Linked DNA regions of Homo sapiens: region 2 is linked to region 1. Evidence: chromatin loops called from intact Hi-C (ENCODE). Cell type or tissue: heart right ventricle. All regions are shown on one strand. Links, peaks and the distances in the headings refer to the core of each region. The heading gives the core; the rest is flanking DNA.

Evidence for each region. A loop is a pair of places that touch in the nucleus more often than their neighbours do. Peaks named below come from ENCODE experiments on the same cell type or tissue, not always from the same donor. Only the 100,000 strongest peaks of a DNase experiment are listed, where the experiment ranks them.
Region 2: a loop joins it to region 1, with 4 times the contacts of the local background. A loop is called at or near these places in 2 of 110 quality-filtered maps.

Annotation. Positions count from the first base shown.
Region 1 is chr11:125,987,753-126,003,631 of GRCh38, reverse strand. It overlaps CDON (cell adhesion associated, oncogene regulated), which reads left to right. Exons shown (of 20, transcript NM_001378964.1): 11 at 1,782-1,913; 12 at 6,222-6,425; 13 at 8,580-8,761; 14 at 9,243-9,348; 15 at 13,873-13,995. Among named protein-coding and RNA genes, the nearest start is that of VSIG10L2, 50 kb to the right of the region's middle. In heart right ventricle, for the core only: no CTCF peak of the experiment used is centred there; no DNase peak of the experiment used is centred there.
Region 2 is chr11:125,928,529-125,944,407 of GRCh38, reverse strand. DDX25-AS1 (DDX25 antisense RNA 1) reads left to right here and starts at 5,366. Exons shown (of 4, transcript NR_199024.1): 1 at 5,366-5,722; 2 at 12,941-13,103. DDX25 (DEAD-box helicase 25) reads right to left here. Exons shown (of 12, transcript NM_013264.5): 12 at 15,565-15,879. RefSeq lists a silencer at 2,115-2,274 and enhancers at 8,581-9,145, 10,497-11,450. In heart right ventricle, for the core only: CTCF peaks have their summits at 1,992 and 2,193 (motif pointing left); DNase peaks (open chromatin) are centred at 2,237, 2,617 and 5,197; H3K27ac peaks cover 1,916 bases.

The DNA of each region.
Region 1 (15,879 bases), core at 4,512-12,511:
AGCCAGGATGGTCTCGATCTCCTGACCTCGTGATCCGCCCACCTCAGCCTCCCAAAGTGCTGGGATTATAGGCGTGAGCCACTGTGCCCAACCAGAATTCTTTTGGATAGTAGAAATTCCTATATGTAAATTCACTAAACGACCCTATTATAGCCTCCCCCTTCCATTTTGGGGTCACATTTACGTGATTGTATTGTCCTATTCTATAGAATATTCCACAGATGTTTTTGAAAGCTTATGTTATACAAGGCAATGAGGATAGATGATATAGGGAAAATGAAGATGGTCAAAATGAGATCCATCCCGACAGAGCTTATACTTTGATAAGAAAGCTAAGATGTGTAACTTAATACCAACTACAAGACAGTATTCAGTTCAGCTAATATTTATTGAATGCCTTTTACATGTTAGGCAAGAAGCAAAACAGACAAAACTTGTGGCCTTGTAGAGCTTACATTCTAGTTGAGAGAGACTTACACGTAAGTTATAAGTACATTAGAAGGTGTTAACAGAGATATAAGTTAGGGGGTGGATACAGGAAGTATATGGGGTAGGAGTTGTTAACAGTTTAAGCAGGTGGCCAGAAAAGTCCTCAATGAGCGGTCGACATCGGAGCAGAGACATGAAGGAGGGGAAGTAGAAAGCCACGTGTCTCCCTAGAGAAAGAACATTCCCAGCAGAGATGGCAAGTGCCAGGGCCCAAGGTTGGGTGTACATGGTGTTCACTAGGAACACGATGGGGCTGCTGTGATGGGAGCAACGTGGGTGAGGAGGCTGTAGGGGAGAGATCCCAGGGAACAACGGGGTGTCCACATCACACAGCACACCATCCACCTTGGGACGACTTTGATTTTACCTCTGAGTGAGCTGAGAAGAGCTGGAACATTTGAGCTGGCTGGAGTCTGGATAGTGTGGAGGTGGGCAGGATTGTAGGCAAAGAGACCAGAATATGCCAAGTACCACAGGAGATTTCCAAGGACAGTGCTGGGGAAGCACAGAGGAAGGATATTCTTTCTGCAGGGCGGCTTGTGAGGGAAGGCTTGATAAAAAAGATGCCATCGTGGCTTGGCTGTAAATGAACAAAGAGACGTTAGTGGGTAGAGAAGGGAACTGGGTGGAAGAGTATTTTAGTATGGCACTGTAACGAAAAGGAGGTATGAAGATTGAGAAGAAACCAACTAGTGGCTTTTGAAAAAGACCCTTTCATCTAATTACTAAGTCTGGCCAGAAAAATAACGAGTACTTTCTATCTTAAATGTATCTTGAGTTCATTTTCATAATCAGTCATTAGGTGTTCATGGAGTCTGACCTATAAATACTGAGTAATCATGCATTTCAGTTTTTAACAAATCAATTTCACTTTTTGCCTCTTGAAATATTAAAACAATGTGAGGCTTTTCCTTAGAAAACTTAGCAGAAGCTCTTTAATGGTGAGTTTTATAGCTTAGAATTAAGAAATATATACAGTAAAAAGAAAAATGGACTAATAGTTTGAACACTTAGTCATTTGGCTTTTTCACCTATTTTTTTGCATACGTAAAGTTAGAATGAAGAAAGACATTTTAGCTTTATTTTAAAGATACTAGAAAAAAACAAAGTAATTTTTGGTCAGTTCCTCAGATCAGCTAAGTATTTATGAAGTAGGTCTTACATTTAGATGCTGTGTCTGATAAGTTCATAAATTTATAACCACATACCAGGTAAGTTTCACAGTACTCTTTTTTTTCCACTTTACATACATATATGCTTATGTTACTGTATATGTTTATTTACCTTTCTAGAAAAAACAGCGTCATCAAAAAACACCCAGGCATCCTCTCCACCCGTGGGCATCCCTAAGTATCCCGTTGTTTCAGAGGCTGCAAACAACAATTTTGGAGTGGTACTTACAGATTCCTCTAGGCACAGTGGAGGTAAAAAGAAGAATATTTTATTGTTTCTTTACAAATATAACTGACCTGCTTCAGATTTTGGGAGGTGGGGTGGAATAGGGTGTTTGTTTATTTTCATATCTTACCATACAGTTCTTTTAGGTTCTATTTCAACAATTTTAATGTCCTATATTTAAACTTTAGCATCTCAGTATCATGATTAGTACTTAACTTCATTAACTCTGACTCAAAATGTTCTGGTACTAAGTTTTTAGAACTCAAGAAAGGAGTTTTGTGGCTAGGCACTGTGGGAGGCTGAGGTGGGCAGATCACTTGAGACTAGGAGTTTGAGACTAGCCTGGGCAACAGAGGGGGAGACCCTGTCTCTACTAAAAATTCAAAAAAATTAGCTGGGTGTGGTGGCACACACCTGTAGTCTCAGCTACTCAGGAGGCCAAGGTGGGAGGATCGCTTGAGTCTGAGAGGAAGATGTTGTAGTGAGCTGAGATCACACCACCGCACTCCAGCCTGGATGACAGAGTGAGACCTCAAAAAAAAAAAAAAAGAAAAAGGAAGGAGTTTTCTGTTTCTTCTCTGGTAAGAGAAGGACATTTATATTTTGAACTCTGAAAATCTCACTTTTCATGTGTGTGACTCATCAAAATGTATAGTGGTACCTGTGGTAAGTTATTTTACTGAAGGATTACATGTTACTTTTTATTTTTATTTTTTGCTATATCTAGTTAATCTTATGGTTTTTAAAGGTCTTAGCTGTATAATTTTCAAAAGACTTTTTTAGTATTTCAATTTCACACTTATATGAGCACTACACTTATAGCCAGGTGTGCTTTTTGTGATTGTCCTAAAACATCAGGCAGGACATCTAGGGAAGACTTAAAATTTCATTGCTAAGCTCTGAGAATTTTCAGACTTCTCTTCCATATTTTTACAGTTTTCCATGAATTGATGTCAGACAAAAGCAGGTTATAACACTTTGAACTCCCTCCGAAGCACCTCTGTATCTTCAATATCATGAATCTCTTTTACTTGAGTGCTCTTATCTTTGAGGCACGTTTCAGCTACCTTAAGCAGATTACGTATATGAGTATTAATTTCATGTGAATAAAAGTAATGTCTGAAAAAAACCTTACCATTTATTTTATACACCCTCTGGCAGATACTGTATAAAATGCTGGAACAGCAAAGATAAAATAATCCTTGCCTTTAAGAAGTTTACAATATAGGCCTAGCATGGTGGTGCACAGTGGCTCACGCCTGTAATGCTAGTGCTTTGGGAGGCTGAGACAGGAGGATCGCTTGAGTCCAGGAGTTTGAGAACTGCTTGAGCAACGTAGTGAGACCCAGTATCTACAAAAAATTTTAAAAGTAGCCATGTGTGGTGGGGTACACCTGTAGTCCTAGCTACTCAGGAGGCTGAGGCAGGCAGATCTCTTGAGCCCAGGAATTTGAGGCTGCAGTGAGCTATGATTGTTCCACTGCACTCCAGCCTGGGTGACAGAGTGAGATCCTGTTTCTATTTTTTTAAAAAAATTACAGTATAGTGGATGATATAAATACCTAAACCCATTAACAATATGTGGATAATATAGACAAACTGATAACAATTTTGATTGCTTATGCTCGAGATTATACCCTTGGTGTTATGGGTTCACGAGAAATATCTAAGTCAGTCACTCAGTGTAGACAAGGGTGAGTAGATAAGAGAGGCTTCTCTGCATCATAAGCTAAACTTCAAAGGAGAACGACGATACAGACAGATGAAACAGCAAAAGAGTTTCTAGCAAAGACATCTCGACAAGTGGCTGATATGTTCTATTATGTTTAGAGATTGAGAGGTTAGAGATTTTATTTAGTGTGACTGGTTACTGTGGGGAATGCCTTGTGTGATATGCTTCAAAGTTGAATCTTTCCTTGAAAGCTATAGTGAACCCCAAAGGATGTTAGAGAAGGAGAAGGGAGGAATAGCAAAAGAAAAGGCTAGAGAAATAAGGGGAGTGACAGTGTGGATGGAGGAAGGGGAGGACCTGTATGAGAGATTAAGGGAATGGAGTCCACACTGAATGAGAAGGAGAAAGATGATGGATTGGGTGTGGGCACCAGAAGACCATTTACCAAGATAAGTAGTAAGAGTTTTTAGGTGAAGATTATGGATTCAGTTTTGGAAATGATGAGTTTGGAGTTGTCCAAGAAGAAATAACCACAAGAAAAGATTTATTTAATATTCAAAACAACCTAATGAGGAACAGATTTCCACATCTGTTTTACAGATTAGGAAACTGACACATGAGGAGGTTAACCATGCACGATGCCTCAGATCGTCCAGAAAGTGGAGAAACGGCTTGCTACCCAAGTCCGCTTCTAACTCCAGTGCCGTCTTTCTTTTCTACCTTGTTAACAGTCACATGCTATTTCTTTTAGATATGGAAGGTATTATTTTCCGTGCAGACATTTTCCCCAATAACTTTCTTTTTCCTATTTGAACTGTGGTGTTTGGTGAGTTTTGATTTCAGACGAATCAACATAAGGAAGTTGTTTGGTTTTTCTAGTATTAAAAAAGATTCACTAACCATACTATTCATTCTGTTTTCATTGCTTTCTAACTTGAAAGGAATACAGTAAGTATCACTCAGCATTGCCTGCTTTGAATACATTCCTCTTTTATCCCTTAAGCAATTTATTTTTTTTAAATGCTACAGTTTTCTCCATACAAATACCACATTCAACTTTATTTTCTTCTTTCGTATGTATTTGTATGGTGGGTTGAAGACATGTTGAGGTGGAAGGGTGTTGCTCAATTGAGGAGCATGGCATGGGCTAGAGATGGGGCTCCCTAGTGGCTTTCTCAAAGTAACTAGCGTCACCATGGCCCAGAGTTGGCCCTCCACATTCCAGCTCTAGAAACTTGATTGTCAGCATGCCAAAAGATCACTGGTCTCTCAAAAACCGGCTCATGTCTATCCAGTTCACAGATGATCAAGGCAAAGCAGAATGGCAATTACAAATTTGCAATGTCACTGTCATACAGACCGGATTATTTCTGTCAGCATTCTTTCCTTGTAGGAACCAAGTGGGAAGCCAGTTACAACCACAAGATTGCTTGTTGTGTTAGCCTGTTTGTGTTGCTATAAAGGAATACGTGAGGCTGGGTAATTTATAAAGAAAAGAGGTTTATTTGGCTCATGGTTCTAAAGGCTATGCAGGCATGGCACCAGCATCACTTGGCTTCCAGTGAGGCCTCAGGTTACAGTCATGGTGGGAGGTGAAGCGAGAGCAGGCACATCACATGGTGGGAAAGGAAGCAAGAGAGACGCCACATGCTTTTAAATCACCAGCTCTCGTGTGAATCAACAGAGCGAGAACTTGCTTACTACCATGGGGAGGGCACCAGGCCATCATGAGGGAACCACCCCCATGACACAGACACCTCTCACCAGGCCCCACCTCCAACATTGGGGATCACTTTTCAACATGAGATTTGGAGGGAATAAGTATCCAAGCCATATCACTTGGTCATCAAGAAGAGTTAGATACATGGTTTCAATGGCTGATGAGCTTACTCCTCATGTTTTCACCTCCTGCAGAGTCTAGACCATCTACCTGGTGTGTTAGGGCATTCCCTTTCCTTGGCAGTGCTAAGTGAAAACTGCTAGACCCTAGCTCCCTGACCCCCTTTTCTACATGTTCACGTGGATCATGTTTTCTGCTAGCACTTTTGTTTAATGACATATCCTGTCTTCCCGTATTCATCCTGAGCAGCATTCTCTCTCCCCTTTATTAACAGTATTGATTTTATCAGTCAGATTTTATCTCTCTTTGCCACTTATAGTCTGTATTTTGGAGTAACCTTCCTATAGCCTTGAGGTGTATTAAGATAATATGGAATAGTAATAGTATAAGAATTAGTAGATTGCTGAGTGCATTTTGTGTAGCTTGGATAGATGAAGAAAAACATTTAAATAAGATAACACATAATTATGAAGATTTATTATAAATTTTAACCACAATCAAACTTGAAGCACCAAATAATACTTACATTTTATTTCAGCCATGAATCTGAATAGCATGGTCAAAATGATCATACTTGTTAGCTTTCAGTTTTTCAGAGCTAATTATCAAATTTATAGATCATTTTACTTTCTCTTTATTTCCTGTATTCCCATTAGATTTTCACAGAGGACAGGAAGACTGCTGTAAATGTTATAAACTCTGGCAAAAAGTTTGGTGAAGAACCTTTAATAACATGAAGTTTGGGACTTATCCCTTTAATTTAACTATGTTATTCTTGTCTCTGACATGGTGGGTTATTGAAATGAACGTTTCCGTGTTTAGTTCCAGAGGCACCAGATCGGCCTACCATCTCCACTGCATCAGAGACATCAGTCTATGTCACTTGGATTCCTCGGGCAAACGGGGGTTCTCCAATCACTGCCTTCAAAGTCGAATATAAACGGATGAGGACCAGCAATTGGCTGGTGGCAGCTGAAGACATCCCTCCTTCCAAACTTTCAGTGGAAGTTCGTAGTTTAGAACCAGGTAGTAATATTCAAACGTTTCCTTTTACCATCGATGTGAACTTTAGATCCATATATTTATATATTTTGAGACAGGGTCTCACTCTGTTGGCCCAGGCTGGAGTGCAGTGGCATAATCATGGCTTACCTCAGCCTCCCAAGTAGCTGAGACTACAGGCACTCACCACCGTGCCTGGCTAATTTTTGTGTTTTTTGTACAGACAGGGTTTTGCCATGTTGCCCAGGCTGGTCTTGAACTCCTGGGCTCATGCAATTTGCCGCCCTCGGTCTCCTACTAAAGTGCTGGGATTACAGGCGTGAGCCATAGCACCTGGCAGATGCATATTTTTAGTAGTCTTATATTTTTTTTCGAATTGTTAAAGTATTCACGCTTATTGTATAAAAATGTGAAAATAAAGAAAATATAAAGAAGAGAATAAGTCACCTAAAATTCACCCATTCAGAGATAATCATTGTTTATATTTCGTTGTATTTTTTCTTAGCCTTTTTTTTTTTTTTTTTTTTTTTTGAGATGGAGTCTCCCTCTGTCGCCTAGGCCGGAGTGCAGTGGCGAAATCTCGGCTCACTGCAACCTCCACCTCCCATGTTCAAGCGATTCTCCTGCCTCAGCCTCCCGAGTAGCTGGGATTACAGGTGCCTGCCACTACGCCCAGCTAATTTTTGTATTTTTTAGTAGAGATGGGGTTTCACCATGCTAGTCAGGCTGGTCTCAAACTCCTGACCTCAGGTGATCTGCCTGCCTCAGCCTCCCAAAGTGCTGGGATTACAGGCGTGAGCCACCGCAGGATCGTGCCATAAATATTGTTTTATTATCCAATATTCCCCATATTTTATCGTATATGTTTTCCAGTATCATTAAAAATTCTTCACAAACTCAACTTTTAGTAGAGATTTACCTTTCATATAAATAAATATACCATAATCCACTTACCTATTCTTTATTTCTGGGCTTTAGATTATTTCTGTTTATTTACAGTTAGAAATACTGTGGTGTACATCTTTGTGTGTGTGTGTGTGTGTGTGTGTGTGTGTGTGTGTGTGTGTGTTTTGCTGTGACTGAATAAGAGGAAAATTGCTTGTTATTTGACAAAAATTATTTGATCTGATGCTGAATTTCAGCACGGTTGTAATACTCAGTGCTTAGTGTTGTGGACATGAGTCAGTGATGAACACGCGTTTGTTCTTTAAGTTTTGTTTCAGCAGAGGAACCCTCCCCTCCCCACAAGAATCTTGAGGCTATATGAGAGAAATTAAACCATAAAAGACAAAAAGCATAAATAAACTTTCTGTACTTTCATTCGTTTAGGTTTCATGGCAATTTTTTTCAGGACTTTTAAATGTACGTTAGTAGCAAATGCCTGTGGCTGTCAAAACAAGCAACATGCGCAGCATAGGATCATGTAGGTATAGTTGGGAGAAGCATCAGTTTTAAATGTGGTTGAAGCTAAGAAACATTCCATAGATTGAAAACACTGTCTTCAGAAGCTCAGTAATTATTTTTGAGCTATCAGGAAACTTGCTTTAGGATTTTAATTTATTCTTTAGGTTCCGATTTTCAGAAATTCACAGTCCTCTACATTTTTTAAAGTTCCTAATATCTAATTCAAACAATTCCTTCCACAGTAGTTAAATCTGCTCCCTCTTACTCTTACACTGTTAGCAGTGAAACCAGAGTGACATCTGCGGCCGCCCACACAGTGCCTCTTTATGAGTGTATTCACCGTATTAAACCGTGCTTCAGTTGTTTCTTTTAAAGTGAAAAGAACCTAGTTTTGGGGACAGATAGTTCAACTAATACTGTCATTGATGGGTATGACTTAGAACAGGATGGTGAAAAGAGCAAATGTCCTCTTTCCTATTCTCTACCTGCTTCTTCCCTGAGATGTCATTAATCTTTTGCAGTGCTCTTTCTTGGTGACTCCTAAGAAGGTCTTGGGATCTTGAACACCATGCACGGAGCAGCCACTCCCAGTTGATTGAGATTGTCAATTGGGTTGAAATCTATTTACCATACAGGCTTTAGATACTTTAGTATAGATAGGTACTTCAGCACAATTGCCATATTTTGACTATTCTGCCTTTAGTTGTCTTATTATAGCTTTTCTTAGTTATGTTTTTGTTGTTGTTGTTTGTTTGTTTTTGTTTTCCCTCAAAGGTTCAACATACAAATTTAGGGTCATTGCCATCAACCATTATGGTGAGAGTTTTCGGAGTTCAGCATCTCGTCCTTATCAAGTGGTTGGGTTCCCCAATCGCTTTTCCAGCCGTCCAATAACTGGACCTCACATTGCATACACAGAGGCTGTCAGCGATACTCAGATCATGCTAAAGTGGACGGTCAGTACACATCTTCTGGAATGAGATTTTGTGGTTTGGTCATGTTAACAATCAATTTAATATTCTCATGACACAATACAGTAAACAGCAAATTTTGAACTTTTAATTGAGGGGAAGTGCAAGGGCACCAATATTTGTCTAAATAAGAGCACATATTTTGAGGAGGGGCAGGGTTAAAAGGAAAATTATTGTTTCCTCGGCTCTTATCCAAATGTTGTTAACTTAATTGCCATCATGATTCATTTTGAACCAAATGTGCTTTTATGCTTTTGAACCCAGGGAAACGTACTGCCTTATTTCTGTTTAACCTCGCAATAAGCTAAATGCTTTTAATACCTTTGAAGTAAATTAAAAATGGCCATTATTAGTATGTTTGCAAAATGAACCTAGAAAAATGTGACCAAGTAGATAAAGAAACCTTAATGAATGAGAAGGTTACATTAATTTTTCTCTTTGACAAGTCTTTGCTTCTGTTTTTTAGTACATTCCATCAAGTAACAATAACACTCCCATTCAAGGATTTTATATCTATTACCGACCAACAGATAGTGACAATGACAGTGATTACAAGAGGGATGTTGTAGAAGGTAAGTCCCCTGGCACACTGGAGTCCCTGTAAAGGCGCTTTGGAGAAAGAAGGTTTATGAATATAAAATGCATCATCCCAAATTAAGACAGTACAAAATGGAATGGTGTATGTGTTATTGCTGTTGAATTTGTCCCAAAGAAAGCCACCTTTTCCCGCTTAATATATGCAGCACCTTATATTCTGGTTGCAGAAACTTGTACAAACATTTGGGGGAAATATGATTAATCAGTAGTAGTTCATCTGAAAGAAAATTTTGATTTCTGTTTCATTTAAATGAACAGTGACCTGAGTATAAAAATCCATTATAATGTCTAGCTACTTTAAAAAAATATTATCTCACTCATTTTCACTGGAGTCTGTCCTAGAAAGATGATGTCTTAAGCATCTTGCTCACTTGTAGAGATGCTGAGAAATTGGAATGCATGTAGAAAAGAAAGAAAACAGCTAAAATGGTGAAGAGTGTTGAAACTGCTTTTTTTTACTGCATTTAAATAGAATCCACAATTTTGCCTATGGCCTGAAGGCCCCACCTGACCTGGCTGGCCCCTGCCTACACCACGTCTCTTGCATCTCTCCCTTTCTGGCACTTCCTTCAGTTTCCTTGTGTGCACTGAGACGTTTTTGCCTCAGGACCTTGGCACAGGGTAGTTCCTGTTGCCTTTACCTAGTTGTGTGCACAGAAAAATTGTCCCACTTTTCAAAATGTTTGACAGTCAAGTTACAGGGAGTGAACTCTTCCCCATAACTTCCCCTCGGGTGACTTCCTCTCATTTGCATGAGAGGGTACCTTGCTGTAGTTTCTAACCATACCCTTTATGTTTATTTCATAGCAGTTATCAAAGTTTAAGCACGTGGTTGTGTGTGTGTGTGTGTGTGTGTGTGTGTGCACGCACGCGCGCATGTGTGTGTGAGAGACAGAGACTGTGTGTGTGTTTGAAACTATTTGCTTAAAGTCTGTCTCCTCTACTAGATGTTAACTCCCTTGTGAGCATAGGACCTTTTCTCCCACTGCTATGTCCAGCCCCTACAGTGGTGAGGTGGCCAGTATTGAATTCATGTATGAATGGAGTCCACAAAGAACAAGGGAATCTCTAACGATATTCAGGTTGAAAAAGACTAGCAGAAGCAACACGATAGCTACCTTCAGGTATTTACGGACTGTTATGTGGAAGAGGAGCTGAGTCAATTGGGGGAGGGGAAGTTGCAAGAAAGCAGCGTAAGAAAGAACTTTCTGACGTAGCATTTCTAGCATAGGTTCCCCCACAAAGTCGTAAACTCCCTAATGTTGGAAGTGCTCAATTGAAGCTGAATGCCCGCTTCTCAGTGACATCTTGGAAGGGATTCTTGCTTTGGGAGGAAGGCTTTTTCCAAGGTCTTTTTTGCACTCCAAGATTCTGATTCTTTGAAATAAGAAATGTCCTAGTGAATTATGTCAGAAAATTGCCATAGGCCAAGGTTATTTTCCATATGACTTCTTGACATGAAATACTGCATATAGTTTGTGTTATAATAAATTACATTATGCTGTATCACATTTCTTAAAATACTGTAGCAGTCCTTTTCATATTTATCCAGTGGAATGACTTTTGTAATATAATGAGAAATTTATGATCCAATTTTTAATGCTCAGCACATAGTAGGTGCTCAATAAATATTTTTTGAATGAGGGAATGATTGTTTCTTTTCTGCCATAACTTTTAGTGCCAAAACTATTCTGTGCTCTTAGGACTCACGATAGTAGCTGTCTCATGGGAAAGCAGAGCCTGGAAGGGGCATAAGGGGATGTTTGAGGTGGGGGGCTTTCCTGTGTTCTCTTTGTTGACTTAGATATGGGTACCATGAGCATGTCCAGCTTGTGAACATTCATTGAGCTGTACAGTTATGTAGACTTTTCTGTATGCATACTTTATGCCAGTAAAAAGCCTATTTTTAAAAAGAAATGGAAGGATAATATTTAGGTTGGTGCAAAAGTAAAAAGTAATTGCGGTCTTTGCCATTACTTTTAATGACAAAGACCGCAGTTACTTTTGCACCAACCTAATAGTGATTGTCCTCCATTTGGGGCCTGTCTAGGTCTTCCTTTTATTTCACTGGGTTTAGGGCAGTGGGGACGTCAGAATTTTATTTTAAGAATTTTTTGACAGAGGCTAAATATTTGCCATAAAATGGTTCTAAACAAGACATGTAAATAAAATGAGTATCTGTCTTTGTCTCTCTGTTTTTCTCTCTCTCATCATCATCACCCTTCTTGGTTCTATGTTCTAGAAATATCCACTAATAAACAGTTTTCCAACTATATTCTCTAGTCAAATCTTTGAGCTTTTACAAAATTCTGTAATATGCATATTGAGCATGGAAGTTGGAAATTAAGAAGCTTTTATATCTAGTAGTAGTGTCTGCAAATGTGAGTTTTGCCTTAGGTTCACAGAGCACTTGTTTATAAATGTAACATACTGAGCAGTTAGATGTTTAAGTGGACTTCACTATGCTGTGTAATTTGCTTATTCTATATTTTCAAGTTTATGCATTTGAAATTCTTTTTGTAGCAGTTGGAAACTATTGGTCTGTTCTCCAAATCACAGGAACAGAAGTATTCATCCTTTGTACTTAAAGTTTTTTTTTTTTAAGTTTTAGATGACTTGTGAATTGACCCAAAATTTAAACTTTTGAAAATAAAATTAAAAGTCAAATTGTAAAAGAGTACAGTAAGAGAAGGACAATTAAGCTATCCTATTTTCTGAATTAGGTTCCACATTTAGATAAACTATAAATGTTTCCAGCACACCTGTGTTTTGGTGTTGAATATTTTTATCTTCTAAAGTTAAGTCAATTCCAAGTAAAATATCAGTCATTCTGATCTTTAAGTCTGTGTTTTGGTTTCTCTCTGAGGTAAAGCCTTACCTTTTCTAAAATATCCTTTGGGAAAATAATTGCCTATTAATCAAAGGATACATGCTGGTTGGTCAGTTTTAAACCTAATGATGTACTTAGTTGTCTTATTCATCAATGATCAGTAAAATTATTTCTCTTTGCTGATATTTCCTATAATTTTAGCCAGTGGAAGAATAACTATAACAATGGAATATTAATCTAACAAGATATGTATCATTTTAACTATTTTTCTCTTCTTAGTAACATATCAGAAGCCTAGTTTAATGCCATTTTTATGAACGCTATGAAAGGAAAACTTCAAATCTAGTGTAGTAATTATTCAAGAGAATATTTATAGTGTAGGTGAGTGTAGGGCTGGGTTGGGAAAGACCCAAGACTACAAAAAAAGAAGTTTTTTGGAAAGCCTTTGGATTTCAGAGACAGATCTATTCCATTTTCAACCAGTTTTGGAGTCAACATCTTTTGGGGGGTCCTTTTTACATTTATAAATGGGGCGTAGAACTCCTCACTTTTGAGCCTTTCAGAGACGATCCTAAAACAAGCAGATTTTCTTCCTTAAAAAACGCGGGTCTGTACAAGTGAAGGGTTTTGTACTGTTGACCTGAAAAGAGGCTTGTACTTTCAGATTGAAATATTTTTGTCTGTGTTCAGTTAGAAAGGAGTCTGGCGATATTGGTCCTGTTCAGCCAAGTAGATTTAACTTGCATGTGTGGTTTTGTTTTGCTTTTTTTCTCCCCCTTTAATTAATTCTTAAATCAGTTGGGGGTATACTTGAGTTCCTAAGAAACAGTGGAGACAGTCTGAAGAGATGTTTCCACAAGGGATTAAGGGTGCTTGAAGAGTTAATTTAATCTGGCAAAAGTGTCCCTGCTTATGAAAGATTGTCACAGGTCCATGGAAGTCAACATGAAGAGTGATTTCTACTGGAGTGTTCAGTTTAGGAGTGTTTCTAAATGAAATGTTGGCTGTGTGCCACGGATAACAGAATCATTCTGCTAGAGATACTTGTGTGGTTTGGAGATCTTGACTCAAAAGAAAAGCAGGAGTGGGGGTGGTGGCCAAGAGTTTCCCAGAGTAGATTTTGCTTTTTGGTGATCCTCAGCAGTTTATTCAGGCATTCGGTCATATGTCAGTTCACGTTGCATCCATGACAGTGGAATTGGGAGCTTTGCTAAGGCCATTCTTGTAACTGGTCAGTTGCTCTGGGTAGTGTACCTTTTGCTGGTCCCAAATGTCCTGTTGCTTTTTGGTGGGGGAACATGGATTGACTTGCTGGGTTAAGATAGGGATGAAAGGACTTGGGCTTTCTTTCCTATGCATGAAATTAACATGTATTTTATGAAAGACTCCCACTAATTATTTTTAGTGAAACAAGTATTATTGCCAACACACAGATATAGTTTTAGGTCAGTTTATCTCCTCTCTTTACCTTTTTTTCATGCCGTGTAATAGAAATGCTGTTTATCTGTGGTGCATTAGTCAAATACTTACTATTAAGTACATTTTTATTGCACAAACTACTGGATGGTAGTGGATGCTGCTCCAGCCTCATCCTGAAAACATTAACTAATTATATTGACATTATCATTTAGGCTGTATGATGTGTAAAGCCTTTTATTTTTCCTTTTAGGTTCAAAGCAGTGGCACATGATTGGCCACCTGCAGCCAGAAACCTCCTATGACATTAAAATGCAATGCTTCAATGAAGGAGGAGAAAGTGAATTTAGCAATGTGATGATCTGCGAGACTAAAGGTAGGAGAATTTTTGCTTTTCCCTGGACAGTGATAGAATTCCAACCCTGGATTACTGCTTCTGACTACTGATATATTCTGGGTTTTGTTTTGTCTTGTTTTGAGACACGGTCTCACTCTGTCACCCAGGCTGGAGTGCAGTGGTACAATCTCAACTCGCTGCAACCTCCACCTCCTGGGTTCAAGTGATTCTCATGACTCAGCCTCCCAAGTAGCTGGGGCTGCAGGTGCGCACCACCACGCCTGGCTAATTTTTGTAATTTTAGTAGAGATGGGGTTTCACCATGTTGGCCAAGCTGGTCTCGAACTCCTGGCCTCAGGTGATGTACCCACCTGGGCTTCCCAAAGTGCTAGGATTACAGGCGTGAGCCACCGTGCCTGGACATGACTATTGATGTATTTGCCTAAGGAAGTTTCTGCTTTGGACCATTTTCTAGGTGCATACACTTAGACTGTCCCAACAAATGTATAATATGTGGGCTAGAATGCTTGTTTAAAAAATAGTTTACATAATCATTAATCCTGTTCATTAGTTTCTGTGTGACTCTAAGTAAATCACCTCCCTTCCCTTTTCTTTATTTTTATTTTATTTTATTTTTTTTAGAGACGGCATCTCACTGTGTTGCCCAGGCTGGTCATGAACCCTTCCGTTTTTCTTTACAAAGATATTAGAAATATTTGTTGACTACTTTCTAGATTGCTGTGAGAATGAGAATACTAACAAAAGTTTAAGAATATTAAGGAGAAGTGCAACATATGTTAAAGGTGGTTTCTTGAATGACAGATATGTAACTTCTATCTACTTGTTTAATTAAGTGTAGTAAAGTTTAGAATTAGCAGTTGCTGATTCTAAATTGAACATTCTCAACTCTGCCTACATAGGTAGATTCACTGTCAAATGTTGCCGTCTTTAAGAAGAGAAGACACCACAGGGGAACAATAGAAATAGCTCATTAGATGTTTACGAGCAAAACCACTCGTCCACAGTCTCAGTTAATCTTCACAACAACTTTGAGAATACTGTCAACTGCAAGGAACACGACAATCTCCTCTCAGTAGGCTTCAACAGTGAGGAAATGTGTTATCCCCAAAATAAGCAGCCCAGAAGTAGGTAACTAACTCCAACGTTGTTAGTTCAGGAGGCTGAGACAGGAGAATCGCTTGAGCCTGGAAGGTAGAGGTTGCAGTGAGCCAAGATCGGGCCACTGCACTCCAGTCTGGGCGAGAGAGTGAGACCTTGTCTCAAAAGAAAAAAAAATTCATTTTTTTCTGTCTTTCCTGTTCGTCATGTTCCCATTGCCACCTTGGCTCTAAGACTAGCACTGCTGATAGCTCGCCACAGTTCTGGGCATCACCTTTAAAGTGTTATCATATCTGACCGTGTCTATTTTCAGGAACAAGGAAAATTTCCCCCAACGTCCTCTACTAGATCTTCCCACCAGTCTCATTAGCCACAATTCAGCCCCACACAGCCCCTAAACCATTGACCAGATTTATCCCAGAGTTCTGTGGGGTTGAGGTAGACACCCAAACAAAATTGGAGCTCTCGTAACATGATAAAGAAGGCTGTTGAGTGAGCTGGGCAGCCATCAGGGTCTCTACAGGTGATCTTATTATTCCTTTTTAAAAATGAGGACATGAAAAAGTACGTTTTTAAAAAATGAGGAAATGGAGGCTCCAAAAGATTGAATGATAAGCCAAGGCTTAGTTCCAGCTTTTAAACTCTAAACCATGTGTGTTTCTGCTGCAATACTCACATCTTAAGCCCATATTTAAACATATATCCATATACCTTTAGACTTACCTTGAATTTCATTTGTTTAGCATATATTTGAGTGCCTTTTTGGACCAGACGCTGTGATGTGTTCATGGGATACTTGGAGTA
Region 2 (15,879 bases), core at 640-8,639, 55 kb after region 1:
GCTCCTCAACCTGCTCTTTCCCCTTAGGAAGGGGACCCTCGAAGGGAGAGTCAGGGAGAGAGGGTATATTAGTCAGGGGTCTCCAGAGAAAGAGAACGAAGAGGTTGTATGTATATACAGAAAGGGATTTATCATAAGGAATCGGGTCATGTGATTATGGAGGCTGACAAATCTCAAGATCTGCTGTCCACAGGCTTGAGATCCAGGGAGAGCTGAGGTTTCAGTTTGAGTCTGAAGGCAGGAAAAGACCGCAGTTCCAGTTCAGGCAGTCAGGCAGGCGGAGTTCCATCTTACTCAGCCTTTTTGTTCTGTTCGGGCCGTCACCTGATTGGATGAGGCCCACCCATGTTGGGGAGGGCAATGTTCTTTACTGATTCTATCAATTCAAATGTTCATCTCACCCCAGAACACCCTCCCGAAACACCCAGAGTGATGTTTGAAATATCTGGGTACCCCATGACCTAGCCAAGTTGACACATAAAACAGACCATCACAGAGGTGAAGCCTACCCCCATCCTGTGTCCTGGCTCTGCCAGAACAGGAACCCCATGGCAGAGCCACAGCCCCTGTCTGGAAGAGAAGAGATGTGTCTGGAATGGGAGAACAGGCCCAGGGCTCCTGTCCCTGCTGCCTCGGGAGGTGAGGAGCTGGGAGAGACAAGGTGAGCTGGTTCCTTGCTTTGAGAGACAAGAAAGCGCAGTAATGAGAACACACATTTATCTCTTTATTACTGTGTGACCTCAGCATCTTACAGAACTTCTCTAAGCTTCAATTTCTTCCTTTAATGGTTTTCCTGTGAGGAACACATGAGATTATGCATGTATAGCTCCTGCCTCTTAAACTTACTTATACCTCTTAACCAAAGAACGTAAACAATGAATTGAACAAATGTTTCTTGAGCGTCTAAGTTTAAGGCACAGGGATGGGGTCAGATTTTTCCATCCTCTGGTGGCAGGGTTGGAGGCCTGACAAGAGATCCTCTCTTTCCCTCCTTCCCCCCTTCCCAAGGAGCTTCATCCAAGCTGAGGTCACCTGGAGCTGTGCTCTGCACTGTGCAAGCTCAGCAGCCGGGCCCTGGGGCAGGTAAAGCTGTGGATTCCCAGGTTCTGGTGCCTGCTTCTCATCGTCCCCTCCTGCTCAGGGCCTGTGCTCTCCACCCTCACTGCGTGGCCTCCATCCCCAGCCTGCCTGGGCCCCCAGGGCTCACATCAGCCTGGAGGGAAGGACAGGCAACTGTGTGGACTAAGGGGCAACCTGGAGTCCCTGGAGTGGCCTCGTAGCTGAACTCAGAAATGAGGGGCTTATAAGGAGGGACTCAGGACCTAGACTCCAGTAGTTTGAGGTGAAATTCTGGAGGACCAGGCTGAGGTTCCAAAAGGGCTGGTGGGACCCTCCTTTGCACGCAGGAAGCCCCTCTGCCACCTCCTCGAAAGAAGGCCCTGCAGCTCCTCCCGGGGGAACGTCAGATGGGCGCTGCATGAACTTGGGTGAGCAACCCGCTCCGTCTCCATCTTGTGGCCTCATCTGTGAAATGAAAATAATAATAACTCCCTCTTCAAGTTATTGGACAAATGACATACAACCACCAGTATTAAACCCCTCACAAGCACCCAGCATGGCACGCAGATACATTGAATCAATGTTAGCTCTCGCCCTCCTTCTCTTTAAGTTGAATGAAAATCTGCTTCCCTGACACTTCTATCCTTGGGGAATTCTTTCATGGAAGTTTTGTAAAATTACTCAAACCCCACTCACTTCCAGATGAAAGTCATTCACTATTTGAAACTGCGTGTGCTGCTCTTCTCTTCTCCACCTAAATAAATAATACTAGTCACCATTTGTTGTACACTTACATACACCAGGCGTGGGTTAGGGGTTCCCAACAGCCCCATGAGAAAGCATTGCTATTCATATTTTATGAATGGGCTCAAATGCTCCCCTATTTTCTCCCCATGGCTTGATTTCCTGTGCCCCAGGTTGCTCCCCGTCTTTGGACATTCTCTGGTTCGTCCCCGTCCACTCTGAGACTGTGGCTCACTCAGTCTGGCCAGGGGCCTGTGGAACTGCTAAATCCCTTCTCTTCTGATAAAAATGCTCAAAGTCTTGCTCAGTTATTTACTGAGTTTCACGGATCCCCCTCAGCTAACGTTTATCCTGTATCAGGGCATGTTGGCTACACTGCCCCCTTGAGGCCTCCCCTGGCTCCTGAGGATGGCTGGGCACACCTGGCTCTCCTGAGAGGAAGCGGCGGCTCCCTGAGTCTCCCTGTGTCTTTGGACGAGGCAGTGGTGCGGCTGGAACAAGCGCCAGGTGCCTGCAGCTGCCTCCTCTCCAGGACCCTCCGCTGTGCATGGGCAGCAGCTACACCAGACCGTGGGTACTTGGTAAACTCAGGGACAGATGACGCTTGTCTCGCACCACATCCCTGTGCCTCTGAGCCAACCTACAGGCCCCTCCTTTTGTGCTGTGGGTTTTAACCCAGCTCTCCTGCCTTGTGACCATTTTGAATCCTGATTCTGAAATCATAGGGCTTTGGAGCAGCAGCATGTGAAAGGACAGGGACAGCTGGGCTGAGGAGGGGAGCAGATGCTCCTGGAGGAAATGGCTTCTCCATGTGTGCTGTTGGGCCAGCCCGGCCCTCCGGGACCCCAGCAGGAGACCAGCCGAGGGCTGCAGAGGAAATGGGTTAGAGGCTCCACAGGCAACGTGTCCCCGGCTGTGTTCATGGCTAAGGAAAGGAAGGAGGACAACAGGGACAGAGGACAGGCAGGGGCCACTGCCTAGTCACTTTGTAAACTGATCCTTAGAGACTAGAGAGGAAATGAAGGAGGCCCTGGATGGAAGGGTTGGGAACAGGAGGTGAACAGATCAGGAGAGGAAGGAAGGGGAGGCAGACGCAGGCCAAGGCTGAGGCAGTGACAGTGCTGGGAGAGCACCTGTTGGGGCCGCAGGGAAGGAGGCCTAGTTTCTGGCGCCAGCTTCACCTGGGAGCTGACCCTCCTTCCATCTGCTTTCCATTCCCGGAGCCCTTTCTCAACCAGCCCTACCTGGGCATGTGGAGCAAAACACTCATGGCTTCTGTTTCCTGATTGGTTAAAAATGTGATTGCAATGCTCACCCTGACACTGCTCAGAGCTGTTGTAAGAGCGGGATGGTGGATTAGTAAGAGCGTATAAGCTGCTGTGCAGAGATGTGAAGAAAGAGGAGAGCTGGAATCACATCAGGGTTCAGATCTTGGTTCTGTTCCCACTACCTGAGTGACGATGAACAAGTTACTCACCCACTTCAAGTCTTAGTTTTTCCTCTGTGAAATGGGACTAATTGTTTATTAGATAATATTAGAAGCCAGGCACGGTGGCTCTCGCCTGTAATCCCAGCACTTTGGGAGGCCGAGGCGGGCAGATCACTTGAGGTCAGGAGTTTGAGACCAGCCTGGCCAGTATGGTGAAACCCTCTCTCTACTAAAAATACAAAACTTAGTCGGGTGTGGTGGCGTGTTCCTGTAGTCCCAGCTACTCAGGAGGCTGAGCCACGAGAATCACTTGTACCTGGATGGTGGGGGTTGTAGTGAGCCGAGACCACGCCACTATACTCCAGCCTGGGCAACAGAGAAAGACTCAGTCTCAAAAAAAAAAAAAAGTTAGAAAATTAATTTTGTTATATGTGAGAATAGTTTTTTGATGATGTAAGACAATGTTTCTGTTTTTTAATGAATACTAAAACACTCAGCAATGAGATGTCCCGATGTCTTTAGCTTACCTTAAACTACTACGCAAAAACAGACCAGAAGCTGCTTTCACCAGGCCTCTAGCCCTGCATTGCCATGGGGATTCTTGCAGGGAAGAAGCTGTACATTAACATCTTCCTAATTTTGTAAAAGTTGTGTGAGGTATGCCGGGTGGTGGAAGGGGTGAGATGGAGAAAGGAGAGTGCCTTTGGGGGCAGTTAGAGCAGAGAGGAAGAGATTTCCCTGAGTTTGGGGACAGTTCAGAGGTCACTAGGTACCTGGGAGAAGAAGAGTCTGGAGACAGCAGGCCAGGACCCCAGAGCGTACAGGACTGGAGAGCTATTGCTGACTGCACAGGCCCACAGAAAGCTTGGACAACGAGCAGGCCAACAACCACCACGATGGACCAGCAGTTAGAGGCCTTCCCTTGGTTTCATCCCTCCTAAGTTTCTTAGTCAATTTGTGTGGCTATACTAGAATACCTGAGACTGGGTAATTTATAAAGAACAGAAATTTATTTTCTTACAGTTCTGGAGACTGGGAAGTCCAAGACCGGGGCTCCAGCAGGTCCGGTGTCTGGTGAGAGCTGTTGTCTTCCAAGATGGCGCCTTGTCACTGCATCTTCCAGAGGAGACGAAGGCCATGTCCCCACATAGTGGAAGGCAGAAGGGCAAAAAGGGATAAACTCCCTTTGTCAAGCCCTTTTATAAGGGCAGCTACTCCCATTCACAGGGGAGGAGCCCTCGTGGCCCAACCACCTCTTGGAGACCCCATCTCTTAATACTACCACACTGGCAACACCTGAATTTTGGGGACACATTTAAACCATAGCAATAAGCCCCCGGGTTCTGGTGGGACGCTGGAAAAAGGCAGGAGCCCCAGGAATGAACTCAACTCTACTTGATTTTAGTGAAATAGAGAAATGGATATTTTTGTGCACCTAAGTTTATAGAGTAAGAGTCACACCTACTGCACCACTACGATTATTATTATTAGCGTTGCTGTTGTTGCTGTTTCCCGGGCTGTGACACTAGGCCTCAGTGCATTTGAGTGCTGTCTGATATGAGCAAAGTGCTCAGGACAGCTGCAGTTCCTTCCCCCAGGAAAGACTCCTAGCCCTTCAGTTCCCAGGTTCTTCCTGGGTTCTGCCCCATCTGGCAACAGTGCTGCTACCAGGCCGGGAATGACAATATAGGGACAGTTCTCTGTAGTTGAGGGTCTGGTTGGAGGTCCCTGGTAGGAGTCTGTCTGGACCCAGCACAGGGGATGCCCACCAGGCCAGCCCTAGCCTTCAAGGGTGGGCCAGACTTTTGAGGTCTGTTGGGGAAGCCAGGGCCCAGGGAAACTTCTAGCTGCTCTCTCCATCTTCAGGCTTGTCACCTCCTCTCTATCCCCTCCCAGTGCCCTCCACCCAACCTGGCTAGATTCTCCAAGTTCCCTGGCTGAGGAGCAGGAAGGAGTGGGGAGTTTCCATAATGTCTCTGTAGAGCTCCAGGGTGAGGCTTGGCAACTGGAAATTGTCAGTCGTCTCCTTGGCGACCAGCAGCCAAATAATTCTGGGAATGGAGGAGGGAAGGGAGCTCTCAGCAGGGCGGCCAAGAGAGGCAGCCCTCACTTCCCAGAAAACTTCAATTCCTCATTACCTGTGTCAGCTGGGGTTCAATCAGGAGACAGAAACCACACCAGTTAGTTTGAAAAGAGAATTCAGCATAAGGAACTGATAATGAGGTATGAAGTTGTTAATTAGGTAAGGAGAGGGTAAGGAGAGAGAAGAGTAAGCTTTCATGGGGGTTGCACCTGCAGGAGCAGCTACCACTCCAGGGCTGGAGAACCCTAAGGAAGAGTTTTGAAGGAGGGTTCCAGAGCCTGTGACCCAGACATCTGAGGAGGGGGCTCAACTCAGCGGGAGCTGGGGTCTCCGGGTGTGAAGAAAGGACTCCTGCACCCAGACCTCTGCGGAAGGGGCACCTGCCAGCTGGTGCTGGGGTCTCTCAGGTAGGGATGCAGGGCTGGGGTGGGGTGGATGATGGAGCTGCAAGTGTTGGGAACACTGCAAACTGGATCAGGTGCTGCTCCAGGAGGGGCCTGCTGTTCCTGGGGTGAAGATGTGTTGCTGGGGTGCCCTCACAGGGAACACACAGATGCAAACAGGAAGGAGCCTGTCCACACTTCCTGTCCCGCCTGCAGCCTCCCTCTAGTGACTGGCAAAACAGAAATGGAGTTGGTAGGGTCCAAGCCCAACATCGCAAAACTGGCTGCAGAAGATACAGGTCCAGAGCTGAGAAATAAGAACCTTGTTACCCCATTGCTGGAAGTTCTGGTCTTCCAGCTTTGTCGTTAGTGGTAAGAGCAATGCTGAATGCGTAGTGGGTGCTCACCTAATGTTGTTGTCTGGCCACTGCCTCAGCTGATTCCTGAAAAGGCACATGGACAGGTAAGGGACAGGCCCATCCCTCCCCTTCTTGGCTTTATTCTGGCCTGTTTTGAAGTTACTGACATTCACAGGCTCTGATAGCTGGAAGGAATTTTTTAATGGTAATGATGAAAACAACAGCAGCAAAGAAATATTACAAGTGGCCTAAGGAAAACTATAAAGTTACTGGGATCAAATCGTACATTAAAAGTACAGGACAAGATAAATAGCCCCATAGGGCAGAAATAGAACAAAGTTCAGAAATTTATCCCCGTGCGTATGGATTATAGGGTACAATAAAGGTGGTATTTCAAACCAGTGGATTCAAACTATGGTTTCTTTAATAAATTGTATAGGCACAGTTGACTCTATGTCTGAATGAAAAAAAAAGGTTACGACCTCTACCTCATTAAGTTATTAAAACAAAATTTCAGATCCGAAAGATTTAAATATAACATTTAAAACAGTTTCATGAGGAAAAATATTAGAATATATGATCTAGAGTTTGAAGAGATTTTTCTAAATAAAGTAGAAAATTCAGAAGCTACAGATGAAAAGAGAGACATAAGAAGCTTAAATTTTAGAAAGATAAAATATACCGCTGGGATCATGAGGTCAGGAGTTTGAGACCAGCCTGGCCAACATAGTGAAACCCCATCTCTACTAAAAATACAAAAATTAGCCAGGCATGGTGCCACGTGCCTGTAGTCACGGCTACTCAGGAGGCTGAGGCAGGAGAATTGCTTGAACCCAGGAGGTGGATGTTGCAGTGAGCCAAGATTTCGCCACTGCACTCCAGCCTGGCCAACAGAGCGAGACTTCGTCTCACAAAAAAAAAAAAAAAAAAAAAAAAAAAAAAGATACCGCTGAGTGCAGTGGCTCACACCTGTAATCCCAGCACTTTGGGAGACCAAGGTGAGCAGATCGCTTGAGCTCAGGAGTTCCAGACCAGCCTGGGGAACATGGCGAAACCCCGTCTCTACAAAAAATTCAAAAATTAGCCGGGTATGGTGGCGCATGCCTGTAGTCCCAGCTACTCGGGAGGCTGAGGTAGGAGGATGGCTTGAACCCAGGAGATCAAGGCTGCAGTGAGCTATGATCGCACCACTGCACTCTAGCCTGGGCAACAGAGTGAGATTTTGTCTCAAAAGACAAAAGACAAAAAAAAAAAAAAAAGAAAACAGAAAGATAGAAGATACTATATGTAAAGTCAAAAGACAAACTATAGACTGGAGAAAATATTTCAATATGTACCACCAATAACGAGTTAATATCTGGTACACAAAGATCCTGTCTGTCAATAAGAAAGAGAAATAACCTAGTAGAAAAATAGGCAAAAGATAGAAATAGGTGATTCATGGAAGAGAAAATCCAAATGGATAATACATTTATGGAAAGATGCTGAACCTCACTAATAGTCAAGGAAATGCAAATTTTAGAGATGGGATACTGCTTTTCACTTATCAGAATAGCAAAACTTAATAAGAATGATCATACCTAGGGCTGGAGAAGATGAGGGAGAAACCACTCTTAATCACAGCTGGTGGATATGTGAATTACCCCAGACTTTTGAGAAAGGGACCTGGTAAAATATATGAAAACTAAAAATATACATCTCTTTGAGCTATGTAATTTTTGGAAATTATGCTATGGGGGATAAAAAGCAAGCTTTAATATTTGAGGATATGCATACAAAAATATAGCATTTTTTTGTAGTGGCAAAACCATTAGTATTGATTGAATGATATACATATACCCATGTAATGTAATGTTATACATCTTTTAAAACAATACATTACAGAAGGACAAATGCTCTAGGATTCCACTTAGATGAGATACCTAGAGCAGTCAAAACCACAGAGACAGAAGGTAGAAGGGTGGCTACCAGGAGCTGGAGAGGGAGGGGAAATGGGGAGTTGTTTAATGGATATAGAATTCCAGTTTTGGAAGAGAAGAAGTTCTGGAGAAGGGTCGCACAACAATGTGAATATAGTTAACGCTACCGAACTATATACTTGAAAATGGCTAAGATTGTAAATTTTATGTTATGTGCATTTTACTGATTAAAAAAAAGAGAATAAATTAGAGGGATTTTCACAATGTTTTGTTAGGTGAGAAAAGCAATCTGCACAGAAATCTATGTGGTATTTGTAAAATAAATGACGATAAAGGTAAATAAACGCCTGCTGGGTAATCCAGACCTGCCTGGCCGCGCCCAGAGTCGTCCAACTGCAGAGCACTCTCCAGGCTGGTCCAGGCCTAGGGCTCCGGGCAGGGGCTGGTGTTGAACTAAGCTTACCGGCTTTGCCAGCCCTAGGTGGCAAAGCACCCTTTAAACAGACTTCTGCCCTGGTGTTCTCCGTCTCGACTCTCCTCCCCCAAACGCTAGGCCTCCACAGGTTCTGGCACAGCCAGCCAAGTCCCACAGCTGTTTCTAATATTCTGCACACACTTTATTGAAATGAGAAGCCCCGTTTATCATCCTTCAGGCCCCTGCTCCTCCTGATTAGGTACAGATGACCTGACAGTCAGTGGGGCCTGAGCCAGCAATCAAAGAGGAGATTGTTCTAAGCCAGGAGGTGAGAGGGGCAGAGGCCTGGGAAGCCGAGCAGGGTCCAAGGAGACTTGGGCCAGCCAGGAGGAGATGGGGGAGGTTCTCAGGCTGCAGGAAGGAGGGGAGGGCAGGGCTGAGTAAATTCTTCAAGGACCCCTGGTTTGCTCATCTTCTCTGGCCATATATTCTCTCTGGCCTCCGAGCCTTCTTCAAAAGGCTTGCATTCTATGCTAGAAACATCTCCTCATCTCCAGTCTCCAAACTCAGCCCCCATTTTGCTTTACTTTCATCTCTCAACAATACCAGTAAACCTCTCTGGATGTAATAAAAAGACAGGGCATCTCTCTACCCTTGGCCTCTCCATAATTCTACTCTTCCTAGAGCTACAGAATCAAAACTGAAATATTGAAAACAACCTAGAAATCACCTAAGTGTCAATCCTACAGCTCCCTCTACAGCATCCCTGACCAGCGGCTATTCCAGTTTATGCCTGAGCATTCTAAACTGTGCTGTCCAATATGGTAGCCTCTAGCCACATGTGGTTATTTAAAATCAAACTAAAATTTCATTTTTTTGGTCACACTAGTCACATTTAAAGTGCTCAATACTACAAGAAATATGAAGGGTCGCATATTTTACCACAGTTGCAAACTAACAAGTTAGTCTGACCATTTCATGGATGCTGGCAGAAGACATGAGACTCCTGGGTCAGAGACAAAGAACTTTATTATTTATAGCAATATCAGTAACCAGAGTATCAGTATTTTCTTGCTCCAGTTTCCTGAGCTCCAATTGCCACAGGGCAACATGAATGAGGCCAAAGGATACCCACACATACAGTGGGTTGCTGTACAAGAAAGGAACCCTGAGTTTAGGAAACCTGGTTCTTTTGCAATGTGCAGTAAGCATCTGCCCTATGTGCTGGAGGAAGACATTGTCTTCCAAGACTGCTGGTTACATATTAATACAAAAATCCTTGAAAGGTGTCCAGAACAAAAGCAGTGCCTCTGCTTACAAAATGTGTAGAAATGCGGCCGGGCACAGCGGCTCACACTTGTAGTCCCAGCACTTTGGGAGGCGGAGGAGGGCGGATCATTTGAGGTCAGGAGTTCAAGACCAGCCTGACCAACATAGTGCAACCTCGTCTCTACCAAAAATACAAAAATTAGCAGGGCATGGTGGCGCGCACCTGTAATCCCAGCTACTCAGAAGGCTGAGGCATGAGAATTGCTTGAACTCAGGAGGTGAAGGTTGCAGTGAGCCAAGATTGTGCCACTGTACCCCAGCCTGAGTGACAGAGTGAGATTCTGTCTAAAAAAAATAAAAAATGTGTACAAATGCACGAGACCCATGGGGAATTGTCTCCCAACACAGTGTGGATATGAAACACTGCCATCATTGCAGAAAGTTCTATTGGACCTGCAGGGCTCTAGGGAATGTGGAACTCACTTATTTGCTAGGTCCTTTCCATCATTTCTGAATCCTGGCCCAAGGAGTCACAGAAAAATAAGCAAGCACTGCCACTTTGTTACAGGAAAGAGGTCCTGATCCAGACCCCAAGAGAGCGTTCTTGGATTTCACGCAAGAAAGAAAAGCAAAGTGCAAAGCAAAAGCAAGTTTATTTAAAAAGTAAGAAATAAAAGAATGGCTACTCCACAGACAGAGCAGCCCTGAGGGCTGCTGGTTGCCCATTTTTATGGTTATTTCTTGATAATATGCTAAACAAGGGGTGGATTATTCATGCCTTGCCTTTTGAGACCATATAGGGTAACTTCCTGATGCTGACATGGCATTTGTAAACTGTCATGGCGCTAATGGGAGTGTAGCAGCGAGGACGACCAGAGGTCACTCTTGTGGCCATCTTGGTTTTGGTGGGTTTTGACCAACTTCTTTACTGCAAGCTGTTTTATCAGATCTTTATGACCTGTATCTTGTGCCGACCTCCTATCTCATCCTGTGACTTAGAATGCCTTACCCAACTGGGAATGACGCCCAGTAGGTCTCAGCCTCATTTTACCCAGCGCCTATTTGAGGCGGAGTTGCTCTGGTTCAAATGCCTCTGACAACTTTGCATGCTCATGTGTAAATTTCAAGGTGTTTTCCTTGAGGCAGATGTTCATCACATTATAATCACTGTCTTTCTGAACTCAGCCATGAAAGGCTCAGTCTGATTTCATGTGCTCTGTCCTCATAATGACACTGTGAGAAGAGGAGATCAGAGTAATCCAGGAGGGGCAAATGGCTCTGGCAAAGGCCCAGAGGTGGGGTGAGCAGGGCATGGCTGGAGGGGCCGGGGGGCACACAGGTGAAACGACCAGGACACTCTTAAGTGGTCAAACACTCTAGCAAAGCGAACATTTACTGGCATCAGGATAACAGAAGAGTTTGAGGGGGAGGTTGCTGAGCCCCACCCCCAAGGGCTTCTGATTCATGAGGTCTGTGGTGGGGCCCGAGAATTTGCATTTCTAAGAAGTTCGTAGGTGCTGCTGCGCTGCTGCTGCTGCTGATCTGGGGACCACATTGTGGGAACCGCTGCTCTAGTGTGATAGATGCACTTTGGGCAGCATGCCAGTGACACGTGGATGGACAATTCTTTTATTTGTTCTAATGCATATTGGAAAAATGCAACTAGCACATCAAACTAGTTATATTTTTAAACAATCAGTAGATTTAAGAATTTAGTTACATATACATGTAGCTGTGTGTAGTGTGAAGACTAGCGAAGATGGTGATGGTGCTATGGGAATGATTGAGGTTTGGGCAGTGCTGACGCAGGAAAGGGCCAAGAATGGGATTCAGACAGGCCCCAGTCAAATTCCACTTCCACTGTGTGATGGCAGATGCAGCCCCTCAGCTTCCTTGTTTATGAAATGGCATTACTGCATTTCCATGAGTGTTTCTCAGGATGTGTGAGGATCAGCTAACAACTAACTAGCTCTTCCCTCCTTTCCATCCTTCCCCAGGAGGAGGGCACAATCCCTGCCCTTGGACTGTTCTCATTCTAGGCGACAGGCTCTGTCACCTTTAAATGCCAAGAAATTGTGAGGGCCTATTAGAATCCCAGGTCCCCACCCTTAAGACAGAAACCACCCCTCCCTCTGGCTGAAGCCTGAGGATTCCGGAAGGGGAAGCAGGCTTGGGCTGGGGAGCAGAGGGTCCCGCAACCGTCCTCCCGGATGGGCAGGCACAGACCCTGGGCCCCCAGCTCCCCTGCCTCCCTGGGCTCAGGCGGCACAGTGCAGTCCTGTGGGGCAGCAGTGCCTTTTCTAATCTTGCTGTCTTAGGTTAATATCAAAGCTGCTTGGCGAATCCTGAGCCCGTGCCCATGTGAGGTGGGTGGACCTGGGTCTGGCCTGGAGAATCCATCCAGGACCGAATACACGTTCCTTTTTCAGGGGCAGTGGGCTCCATCACAGGGCCTAGTCTTAATGGTAGTGGGGCAGCAGCAAAGAAAACCAATGACTTAACAAGGAAAATTAAAATATTCTTGGGATCATCAGCATGGAGAAACCTCTCTGGAGGTGCCCTCCAGGAAGCTCATACTCCAAGCAACTGGTCTTGCTCCTGTCCAAAGGACTACTAATGGGAGGGGTGACGATGGGAGACATGCAGCGTTTAAAGTGAACCCCTAAATCCATGTTTTTGGCGGAGCCCTCTAGATTCTAGTGGTGTTTCCATCACACCATTCATTCCACAGGGCTTTCTGCTCCCTTCCCTCCTCATTTTAATGATCTCAGACAGACATAAAAATGGCTGAGCTCAGCATAAGTGACTGAGACATGAGCATTGCCTCAGGGTCCCCGTGGACCCCAGCTGGGTACCATGCCGCCCTAGGTTCTACTTTGACAGGATAAAGTGAACTCATATATTCAGTTGTTTTAAGTGAGCTAACGCTAGGCAGTGCCAGAGGACGAAGACATAAATCTTTCCTAGAGCTCAGAGTCGCTGCCAAACACCTTGGATAAAACTTTCTGCTTGTTCAAGATGGTTTTTCCTCCCCTCTAAAAATGAGGAGGGGAAAAGTACTAAAAAATCTAAGGGGCTAGCGGGAGGGTGTTAGCAGATTCTGGGACTGACAAACTTGTCAACGCTTTGGCCTCATAAAAATTCTTTTTGTAAGAAAGGCAAACTTTTAAATTGATTTTTCTTACCGCTCTTAGTGGGTGCCAAGGGTGTCACTGGTCACCTGGTCTGCCTGTGTGTTATCCCTGGCTGAGGAATGAAGGCTTTTCTTATATCTCTGCAGGCTTCATTTGCATCAGAGGTGGGACAGCTTGTTACATATCACCCTTGGCTGTGATCATAGCCTCAGATGCTTCTCAACTGGAGCAAACTCAAGCAGGCTGTTTGAAAACATTTTGAAAACCTCCCAGCCAGAAACCTTGTTCCAGCAGTGCAGAGCAGCTCAGGTAAGAGGCAACGAGTGGTGTGCCCCACATGGCCTCTGTGTGGCTGAGAATGAACTGCTTTTTTCCCTTTCACTGATTTTCTTTGCAGTTTTTATTCTTTGCAAACACTTTATAGCAAGAAACACGTGAAAGAAAGTCACCCACACGCTTATCAGCCCTATAATTTGTCAAATGGCTTTGTGTTTCTAAGTTTCTTGCCTATACACATACCTTTTATTTTTATTTTTTTATTTTCTGAGACCCAAGTCTCACTCTGTTGCCCAAGTTGGAGTGCAGTGGCGTGATCTTGGCTCACTGCAACCTCCGCCTCCCGGGATCAAGCAATTCTCGTGCCTCGGCCTCCCAAGTAGACGGGACTACAGGCATGTGCCACCACACCCAGCCAATTTTTGTATTTTTAGTAGACAAGGGGTTTCACCATGTTGGCCAGAGTGGTCTCGAACTCCTGACCTCAGGTGATCCACCTGACTTGGCCTCCCAAAGTGTTGGGATTACAGGCATGAGCTCCTGCACCTGGCCTGTACACATACCTTTAAAGTATAACTGTGACCAGGATTCTAGCACCCCTAACCCCACTCTCCTTTTTTTCAGCCAAGAATCCTCACCTAGATCCGTGTTCTAAAACTTTGCTACTCAAAGTGTGGTCTGGAAACTAGTAGCAGCACCACCCCAGACCTACTAACCTAGAAATCTGCAGGTTAACGAGATCCCCAGGAGATCATATTTATGTTAAAGTTTGAGATAGAGTGCTCTCAGAGATCCCCAGCCTTTCTGCCACCAGGGACTGGTTTTGTGGAAGACAACTTTTCCACGGACAGGGGTGTGGAGGGAATGGCTTCGGGATGATTCGGGTGCATTGCATTTATTGTGCACTTTAATTTCTATTATTACGTTGTAATATATAATGAAATAATTATACAACTCATCATAATGTAGAATCAGTGGGAGCCCTGAGCTTGCTTGTTTTGCAACTAGATGGTCCTATCTTGGGGTGATGGGAGACAGCGACAGATCATCAGCATTAGATTCTCAGAAGGAGCGCGCAACCTAGATCCCTCACATGCACAGTTCACGATAGGGTTTTGTGCTCCTATAGGAATCGAATGGCGCTGCTGATCTGACAGGAGGCAGAGCTCACGTGGTAATGTGAGTGATGGGGAGGGGCTGTAAATACAGATGAAGCTTCGCTCGCTCACCTGCCACAAACCTGCTGGGCAGCCCGGTACCAGTCAGTGACCCGGGGGTTGGGAACCCCTACTATAAAACACATTAGCTAAGACAAAACTCTACTACAAATTGGGGTTACACAATTTCCTCCTTCCCTCCTTCTTGCCATAGTTGTGCAACATCTAGGGGGTGCTAGGCACTGGGTTGGGTGCTGGGCCTGACAGAGAGCCAGGTCCATTACAAATGGTCTCTGTCTTCAAGCCACGCAGGCCTGTCAAAGGCTGAAGCATGATAGCACTGTGGTGTCAGGGAGGAATAGGATTGTAGAGCTGGAAGAGTCCTGGGGAGGTGGGGCCCAGGCAGGTGATGTGGCTTTGTCCATGGCCACAGAGCAGGTTCATGGGCAGGCAGGACTTGAGCCCAAGCTTCCTGCCCTCACGTGCACTCAATCTGCCAGCAGAATTCGGGCCCCTGGCAGACAAGTTGGCATATGGAGATGCACAGAAATGAAATGCCCGAGCTTGTTGCCAGGTCCTCCTCCGTCAGGCACGCCCCTGGAGACCACCTCAGCGCCGACCCTCCCTGCCTCTCCCCTTGGCTAGCACAGCCTCTTGCTCAGGTGTCTAAGGGGCTTTGCTCCTAGCATATCTCCTGACCTTTTTGAGACAAGAGAGATCTAGCATTTGATTCAAAACTGTAAAGAAATCTATTCTCCACAAAGTAATGTATGGACTGAATACATTACTCCTGCCAAATGGATCCCATCAAATAAAATATCAGAGGAACTTTTGGAAATTGGTTAAATGGATCTAAAACTAATCTTGAGGAATAAACTGAGTAATGACATTTTTTCAAATATGAGAGATAATGAAAATAGCCAAGAGGGGGAACAAGTCCTTAAAATAAAACACATTTTATAACAATAATACATAAAACTGTGGTGTTGGCCCAAGAATAAACTGGCATTAAGTAGATACCCAGAATCTTGTTTTATGTGTCAGGTATGTAGAAATTTAATATGATAAGGAAGATATAATAATAGGAAATAGAGGTTTCTTGGTGATATACCTCACACCAGAACAAATTACAGATGGACTAAAGCTGAGTATCTTTTTAAAGATAAAAATCACAATAACTAAAAATAAAATTAAACATGTTTTCTAGAGCAGTGCTAATATTCTAGAACCAGTAGACAATCAATTATTGATATATTTCATTACAAAAAATTAAATAACTTTGTGTGAAACAACTATAACACATTTTAAAATGCAGTCAGACTGAGATAGACAATATGTTGTCAGTAAAATAGAAGGTTAATGTCTTTATTTTATTTGGAAAAATAAATTCACACATATATTTCACACAACTTGACAAGGAAACCATTAACATCCCACAAGATAAATGGGCAAAGAACACTACAGATGCTTTTCAAATGATGAACCACTTTAAAAAATATAATCTTGCTTGTACTAAGAGAAACATAAACCAGAAAAGTTACCAAGCAATTTTAAAATGAAAATATCCCTTGCTGGTAAGGTGAGGTGAATTTGCTGTGCAACTATATATTGGTATAGCCAGTCTACTGAATGCAATGTAGCTCTAACAAAAT